Linked DNA regions of Mus musculus: region 1 is linked to region 2. Evidence: chromatin contacts called from ENCODE Hi-C data. All regions are on one chromosome and are shown on one strand. The core of a region is the stretch at or near the end of the contact, and the rest is flanking DNA. Distances in the headings are between cores, read along the strand shown. Region 1 has its middle 43 kb from the start of Serp2. Region 2 has its middle 37 kb from the start of Gm30365.

Region 1 (4,328 bases), core at 390-2,889, 270 kb after region 2:
ATGCAACACACACAGAGGAAATCCTTAGGGATGCTCTTGGCTGCTAGCATAACAACACGCTCTACCCTCAGAGATGCCCTGGTCACAGGGGACCAAGCCAGGGTCAGACCAAGGGGTGACATTGGAGGTGGGAAGGCATCAGGAACAGGACAGCAATGAAACTAGAAGCCCCTGTCGCTCTTAACCATGGGAAATGAGAACTTAGAAGGAGAGTCACCATGGGCGCTTAGAACATTGCTTAGAACATTGCATTCTGACTTCAGAGCCCCAGCACTTAACCCTTTCTTGTCCTCCTATCCTTGAAGGAGTGAGTGGTTTCTGTTACACTTAATTCACCCATTGCTACAAGGGGCTACTCTGAAAGTGCTTTCTTTACTGACAACATTTAGAAGAAATTGTGAAGTGTTAATGGATTTTTAATAAGTGTTTGTGTTTTCCTCTTAACGCAGCTAGCTCCCAAATAACTGAGAAGGGGCTATATTCATTTATCAAGCTTTAAGGGCACAACAACTGAGCAGTATCACTATTTCAGTCCTCTATGCTAACCTGGCTACCTCCCAGCCCAAATCCCCAAGAGACTTGGATTTTATAGTTTTTTCTGCTCGAGCTGTTGTTTCAGGGTCTCTCCTGGACTCTCTTCTGTGGCTGAAGCCCCACTTCCTCACTTTTTGGCCCTGTTCTCTTCCCTGATCAGTCATTGGCTGATCAGCTAGCTTTGTCAACCACTCAGGGAGCATCGCACAACATTGAGACAGGAGTTTCTTAGAAAAAGGACTGCAACTAGATATAGGGGCATAGAAATCAGCATTTGAGTGATACAAGGATAATATTTACACAATGCTCAATAACATTATGCCTACAGTGAACTGCTTAGAAACACAGGGGCCCACAACAGCCTCTCCCTTTTGCTTCGCCCAGCAGGAAATTCCAGAGTTCTCCACCCTCAGCCAGGATCTGCTCACAGCTGTGGAGACTTTCTCCCCTGTTGACTTAGTAAATTTTCTTATTGCTATCCCCACTGCAGGCTTCTTTTTATCCTCCAGTTTATGTTTAGGCCCTGCACCTGTGCAGACAACCTTTGTTGATGACCACTCAGAGAGACAAACGTTACCTCGGAACCTTCCAGATCCTTCCCACCTCCACCTCTGTCAGAGTCCTCTGGATATTTTTACAGACATGGGAGTAGATGCCTGTATCCTCTCCTTCCTAATTGACCAGTGGGAAGGGATGCCTGTTCGTGGTGTTTTCTTTGACCAATAAGATACTTAATAAATTCCTAATATTATCTTGCCCGTATCCACCATTCAAAGAACTTCTGTAGTACCCACTCCCTTTTCCCTCAGTTTTACAACTTGTGAGCAACTGTGATGAGAATATAAATGATCTCGGTGATCTAGAGAATATAGAACACTTTTTTCCCCTCAACTAGAGGAAACAGTGCCAAGGAGAAAGGAAACAAAAATAGGGTCCCAGGCATGATGGGACAGAAACAAAAGCCAACAGTGAATGTCAGATCCAAAAGAGACTCTGATTCCCCAAACGCTAAAAGGCAGCCCACATATCCAGAAATGAGCCGAAGCTGGGTTGTAGGGTTTCTGGTGGTTGGATCAGAGCCAGCACTGCTCAGGATCTGTGAATTGGGAACCCTTTCCCTTACCTCTGGGCACAGAAGGCTACACTTGGCACCTGTCAGCCTATCAAAGCCCATGCTGGTCCCCAGGCTGCCTCCGCATCAGTATAAAGTACCTGTTATACATTTCAAAGTTTCCACCCAGAATCTCCTCACCTCCTCCTCATGCCTAAACTCCCCCAGCGTCCCTCTCTTACTCATCCTTCTCTTTACCTCTGTTCTTGTTATTCTGTGTTCTCTCGCTCTCTCCCTCGCTCTCTCCCGTTCTCTCTCGCTTCCCCTCCCCCCCATCCCCCTCCACCTTTCCCTCTCTGCTATGTTCTCTATCTCTTGTTATCTTGCTATCTCCACTCTTCTCTCCCTCGCTCTCCAACTTCCCTAGCCCTGGTCTACCTCTCTCTCTCTCTCTCTCTCTCTCTCTCTCTCTCTCGCTCTCTCCCTTCCCTCTCTGCTCTGTTCTCTATCTCTTGTTATCTTGCTATCTCCACTCTTCTCTCCCTCGCTCTCTCCAACTTCCCTAGCCCTGGTCTACCTCTCTCTCTCTCTCTCTCTCTCTCTCTCTGCTTTGGCCTCTTCCGGATGCCTCTGGCTGTTCTCTGAAATCTACAATAAAAGTCTTAACCATGTCATGGAGAGGTCATGCCATCCAGTTCCTTTCTTGTGCCCCACTCAAATACAGTGAGGAGGAGAGAACAGGAAAAAGCCAACTTAGAGATGCAGAACGAGCAGGCACTAAGACCCAGCAGAGCCCTCATCTCCAGTCTCCAACCCAGAGCAAACTGACCCCTCCTTTGCCTCTAGCTGTTACTGGCAACAGCTTCTACAGCACCTGGCTTTGGGCCTCTGCAAACTGCCCCGAGCGTCCCAGATCTGGTGGGAAAACTCTTAAGTCTCATTCAGAAATCAGCAAATAGATGACTCTATGATAGGGTGGCTGAAGGTCTGCTCCATTTTCTCTACGATTTGGCTATTGTAGTGCTGGAGGGCAGGGGGTGGGGGTGGAACCCAGGGCCTTGTGTTTAAAGCGTGTTTCCTGCTGCTGAGCCTCACAGCCAGTTTCTTCCCCCACTCTATCAGTTTGGGGACCTTCAGAGTCCGGTGACTTTTGCAAGACCAGCAGAAAGCTTTGCACGTACAACGTGAACATAGGGGAGGAGCTGGATAGGTGGCGGGAGCACTGCGCTGCCACCACAGAAGCCATGTGGATTCAGGACAAACAGCCAAAACCTCTGAGGATGCCCAGCTTCAGAGACAGAAAGAACATGCGCTCCCAGCTCAATCCCAGCCTCCCTCATTTGCATCTTAGGCCCTCCCCTCCCCACCTTGAACCCTAGGAAAGGCTGAGTATCAGTTTCTTTTCTCTGCTCTGGAAAACGTCAAAACTCCTGATGTTTGCCTCGGTGCTAGAATAGATTAAGAAACAAAAAGTAGTGGGAGTGGGTGGGTTATTGAGCAGGGGGATGGGGTGGGGGAGGGTTTCAGAGGGGAAATGAGGAAAGAGAATAGAATTTGAAATGTAAATTAAAAATAATAGTAATAATAGTAATAATAATAATAATAAAACAAAAAGAGCAAGATTTCCCTTCCCCCAGACAACCACTGCCAGGTGCCTACACTTTAGTTACTCACAGCTCAAGTGGCCAAGAGCAAAGGAGTGAGCTTCCATATGGACCTTTCCCAGGTCTACAGACTAGGGAATTGCCCCCTCCCCTTTCCTTCCTGGGAAGTTAAGTGGTTCCAAGGGGTCTTGGCTTAGAGAGGTGGCTTAAGCCTCTGCCCTGGTTCCCCAAGGAGAAACCTCTGTCCAGCCTTCTGAGATGAAGGCATCCACCCCCTAACCCAAAAGGAAAAGGATCCACCACCCTCTTTATTCCCAGTGGAAATAGAAGCTGAATAGGACTCCTCCCCAGCCCCACCCTGCCATGCACACAGTGTTGGTATTCTGTATAAACTCCACCCCCACAGTTCATGGCAGCAGCCAGGTATGCTCTTCCCTACAATTACCTGGCAAGAGCCAGGTAGGCTTGACCCAGTATAAAAGGGGCTGCTTGGCCCCTCCTCTTACCCACTTTAGCTCCTGCCTCTCTCTTGCACCCTTGCTCCACATTCCCTTCCCCTCTCTCCAGGTGGCCATGGCCTGCTTCTCTACTCTCTCCTCCTCTCTGCCTTTCTCTGCCTCTACTACTCTCTTAACTCCCCTCCCCATGCCCTAAATAAAATCTATTCTATTCTATACCGATGTGTGTCTGGTCCCTCAGGGGAACAGGATGCCTTAGCATGGGCCCGCCGGAGCACCCCCACACCCCGCCAGAACTTTATAGCTCTTTCTCTTTTTATGATCACAACACACTATGTGTGTGTGTGTGTGTGTGTGTGTGTGTATACTTAAGCCCCACCCCCACCTTTCTAGTAATGGTTTCTTTGTAATATCTTCCAAAACCAAGCAGCTGCCTTATCAGAGAGCCTACTTTCAGTCTCCTAACCTACCTATGTCCCTCAGACCCTTGTTCATGTTGATGGGCATCCCAACCAAGTCTGTTTCCTTGATGTTATGAACAAAGCATAACATCATTGATGAATAAACATCAATTTCAAAGTATTTCTGAGGTAGGATGTGAGCTGTTTGGGATTCACTCAGGAGTGGTATAGCTGGACCATATGACAGTTCTATACTCAGTTTCTTACACACCTCCACATT
Region 2 (4,660 bases), core at 753-3,252:
TATGAAGACTGAATGTGTGCAGGGTTATATGGGGGAGCCAGAGGGCAGTCTGGAGAGTCTGCTACCCAGGTGCCATCCACCTTTACATAATACAAGGGGTTTTATTTGTTTTGTTTTGTTTTGTTTTGTTTTTGATATAGGGTGCCTTCCTGGCCTAGAAGGCACCAAGCATGCTAGGTTGGCTGATCATCGAGCCTCTGGGAGCCACTTGTCTCTCTTCCCCCACACTAGTAGGCATCTAAGCCACTATGCTGAGCTATTTTTTTTAACGGGTTTTAGGTATTAAAGTCAGGGCCCTCTTTGTAAGGCAAGCATTTTACTGACTGTTCTGTTAACCCAGACAAGAGGCTGTCGATTCCATAACCGGTCATAGTCTTCCTAGGAACCGAATGGACCGGTTATTCCCTAGAGTAGGACATTTGATTGTGTGCCTTCCTGGGCACCGTTTGATGAATAACACCCCCTAAACACTTGCTGATAGACGCACTTACAGGTCCCATAAAGGAAAAACTACGTGTCTATTATTTAATCCCCATCCCTTCCTCATTTGTCCACCAGATGGCAGAACAGGGGCCAGGATAGAAGCTAAAATATTTTTGATTTGCTAATGTAGTAAGTATGAAGTTACATTAAAAGCAGGAAATAAGCACCTAAATGTAAACCTATGACTTAATGTCCATTATATTGGCAGCATGAAAATATATTGCAAAAAAACCAAGATGGTGGAAAACTTAGGTACTAAGTAAGTTAAAAGTTCAACAATGAATTGAAGGGCCTGGATATACTGTTACTCTTGTGCAATGGGCAGAGGGGACAGGAAAGTACTTAATGAAGGTTCTTTCCCGAGCCTACTTTTGAACCTGAAACTAGAAATAGAAAATGGTCTCTTTTCTTCATGCTGTGACAGCCCTGGGCCTGGCAAGTGTGACATTCTCTACCTATATGCAAAGTTAATTTTGAAACAAGCCCTTTAAGTTCAACTCAAGGGCAGCTAAAGTATATAAAGAAATATTGAGTTGGGGCTCTGGGGATCATTGCCCAACATAAAGGCGAGTCTGTGTGCTCACAGCTGGTAAATGTTTAACACAGTCCGTGTTATTAAGCATTGCCCAAGTTTATTTAGCAACCTCTTAAACAAACAGGGGTGATGCTTTATTATTCTCATCTAAATGGATTTAAAGTGGAGGGCACAAAGAAGATAGGCTGGCTTGTTGATATTCTCATCGGTGTGTCTTCTTCACATGTGGATATAAAGCTTTGCTCCTGGATTTGCAGAGGTTATCGTCAGAGAGACATGGCCATGAAGCTGTACCTTACAGAGGAAGGGCCAAGTGGAGTGAGATGGTTTTGAGAATATGTATATCAGGCAATAACCCACACGAGAGAAATGGAAAGTGAATTTTATGACAGCGGTTGTAGGACATTTTAATCCTCATCTTGAGGTGCACACCGAGTCATAGCTATTTGCTTAGCCACTCTACTCTCTAAGGCCCTGGCTTTAACCTTTTCTGGTCACCATGGCAACAAGGACACAAATACAAAGGCCATAGCACTCTCCAGCACTGTGAGGAAGAATTTCCCACTGTATACACAGTACGTATAGTTGACCTAAGCATAGCAGGAAGAATGTGGTGTAATTTTAAACACAGTAAATTGAGTCATAAAATGGAAGTGGATGCAGCTAGGAAAATGTTACCAACAAAGGAAGGGAAATAGTGCTGTGTTGCCGTTCCCACTAAAGCCCACAGTGCCCTCCCTCTTCTCCTTGCCTGATATAAGGAGAACCATGAAAACAAAGCATCCAAGCTTTGATTTTGCTTTTTTTTTTTCCCCTTAAGGCCCAGACCTAAAATAAATGATTCATTTCTAGGCCAACCATAAACGAGTGATCTGAGATGCTGATCTTGAAAGCACTTCATCATTTCCAATCACTGGCTGAAACAGGCTCTGCTAAAAATCCTGTGGTTCACTCCGCATTTCCAGAGAAGCAGCCAAGCTCTGGTACGGCTCTGACCTGATTCCTGGACGAGGCTGTCTGAACGAAGCATCTGTAGAAAGAAAGGTTGGAGCTGACTGTGGAAGGAATTATGGAGCCGTCCCTTGTGTTCAGTCCTATGCACTAAATAATACTGGGAGAACTTGAAAAAGGATATGGGGATAACAAGATTCAAGCAGCTTCCCTGGGCAGGAATGAAGAGCCACAGAAGAAATTCAAAGTTTAAAAAGACTAGACAAAAAACCAAAAAAACAAAAAACAAAAACAAAAACAAAAACAAACAAAAAAACAAGAAACAAAACAAAATAACAAGAAAAGCGGCAGCATTCGGGGACTTCTGCCAGACCTGAATTGATTTGTTTCTCAGTTTGACTGATCAGCATGGGACAAGCAGCCATCATTATTGAATCATTTTCTTTGTCTTGGTTTGACTGTTTGCATTTTTTTAGTAGGGGAACTTGGGCGATAGGCAGATACAACGCCACTGTACTTGACGTGAGCTGCCATGCCAACTGAGGGAAGGAACCAGAGCTCCTTTTCCTGCGACTCCCATTTGTCCCTCAGATACCTGCCTGTATTGAGAGCTGTATTGCGAAGCACAGCCCCATCAGTGCTGTTGTAGTTGTGGGTGTTGCGGTTGTGGATGTCATTACTCAGTCCTTCGGTTCTCTGCTGTCTACAATGGGTGTGAGGTTAAATAAATAACGAGTGGTTATATGTATGTCCACCGCCTAACACCTACCATTGCATGGTTCCCAAAGAAATGCCAACAACAGACTTAAAAGTATCAGAGACTCTCATCACTTCTTCAAGGAGGAAGTATAGCTGAGGAGAAAGAATGTCAGGAAACCAAGGAAACAAATTCATGCCCCAGCTGGGCCGCAGCCAGCTGTGAGACTGAGAGCCTCCCAGCTGCTCTGGGGTTCAGTTTTCTCATCTGCAAAATTAGGATGCTGGCCTGAACCATCCCCCGTTTAATACATTTTGTTACTCTACGGGGAATTCAGAGGTCTTTGCTCCCCTGAGGAGGTCAGTTTAACTTCTGACTTTCTCAGATAGCACTGTAGATAGTCTCAAGAAAGGGAAAGACATTTATAATCATATTTTCCAGTTGAGTTTGGGAAATTAGAGTAAAAGCTAATACATTTTGCACAACTATGAACATGGACCTAAAGTGGGGAAGAGAGGAGGCAACTGCTTTGGAGAAATGTCATCTCTGTCCCTGTACTCCCAGTCCAGTTGAACCACTCAGGATGGCTAGGAGCTGAACTATCCATGCAGAAGGCCAGGGCCACTGGAAGGGAGAGGGGGCAATAAAGGGGAAAAAATTGAGGGTCCTTAATAAATATTATTTCTTCAGTAGTAGTCCAATTCCTGTTGTTATGATGAGATACTAAGGCTGCATACAACATGAAGTAAAGATGCTAACTTTTGACTCGTAAGTCTAGAACATTCGCAATGGGTAGTTCCGGGTAGTTCTCTTCCTGACTCTGCTCACACTGTAGTCACAGACTGTTATGAATGGAAGGTTTGCCACTGCCAAGGCGTGGGCATTTTGCCAGCACTGGTTTGGATTTTGGACACTGGCTTCACCACCTAGTTACCTTTCATTCTGCCACCATCGCCAACCTTGTAACATCCACGGTTAAACTGGAATTGTGATAGAAACAAACCACATCCAAACCATAGTAGAAGGGGAGAACAAGCCTCCATTTAGATGATTCAAATCTAACTTCTAAGATTTCTCCAATAAAAAAAAATTGTATGTATGAACGTAGATATACAACACGTGTAGATGAGTATGTATATGTACATGTATATAGATATCATACATTATGCCAGATAGATGTGTGTGTGTTACTCTTACTCCTTCTCCATGAGGTACAGACCTGCCGAAATACCGATTGAGGGTATTCTAGATATTCCTCCATTCTTGCCCTTGCCCTCTGGTCTCCTCGGCACCAGCACGGAAAGCAAGAACAGAGCTTGAGAATTCTAACTAGTCTGGAGAACTGTGAATGCCCACACAATTTTACATTTGCTTCTGTTGCCATGACAAATTTTTCTTTTCAGAAGAAAAGAACATTTCTAAAAGATCAAAATTAAATCCCTTTGAAGACTCAAAGGAGGGTGGCATCTCCGGGAAAGCATTAGAATGAAAAGACACTGTGGCGCTTGTGACATTTACAAATCACCCAGCCCCTCACGATTGTGAAGTTTAAAGTTCAGTTCTCCCCTTTCTTTTTGTGTGTTTCTGTCTCTCCTGCCCAGGCCAACATAGCTCTTAAACTCTTTACTGATGCAACAGAGTCTGGAGTCTTGATGGGATCATTGCTGAGTGATGACGAGCTTTAGTCTGAAGAACAAATTGTCATTTGGCCCAGAGCAAGAAAGCTCCATCCATATGAACAGATACATAGAAGTAACCATGTATATGTGTGGATGGATAGACAGGTAGACTAATCCTCATTTGGGCAATTCCTCTTCTAGCTACCTACACAAGGACTTTTTTTCCCATCTAACTCCAGTTCTTTCTAGATTTTATCATCAGTTTAAACTCCCTTCCTGGAAACTGTTGAAAAATGATAGGTGATAGGTGCTAATCCATGCCCAAAGGAGATGTTGCTTCTTGGCCTGAACAGGCAAGAATCCTTGGATTATTTC

What was found. Hi-C counts contacts between places; a loop is a spot of excess contacts on that map.
Region 1: a map of adrenal gland shows a loop between it and region 2 (3-fold over the local background). The contact joins two enhancer-like sites. A Hi-C loop is called at or near these places in 2 of 37 maps with a recorded cell type or tissue (T-helper 1 cell and adrenal gland).

Annotation. Positions count from the first base shown.
Region 1 is chr14:76,597,213-76,601,540 of GRCm38, reverse strand. No RefSeq gene overlaps it. Among named protein-coding and RNA genes, the nearest start is that of Serp2, 43 kb to the right of the region's middle. Within about 2 kb of position 1,639, at least 3 of the 3 ENCODE cell types and tissues checked have a DNase peak (open chromatin) inside an H3K27ac peak, as active enhancers do.
Region 2 is chr14:76,872,083-76,876,742 of GRCm38, reverse strand. No RefSeq gene overlaps it. Among named protein-coding and RNA genes, the nearest start is that of Gm30365, 37 kb to the right of the region's middle. Within about 2 kb of position 2,002, at least 2 of the 3 ENCODE cell types and tissues checked have a DNase peak (open chromatin) inside an H3K27ac peak, as active enhancers do.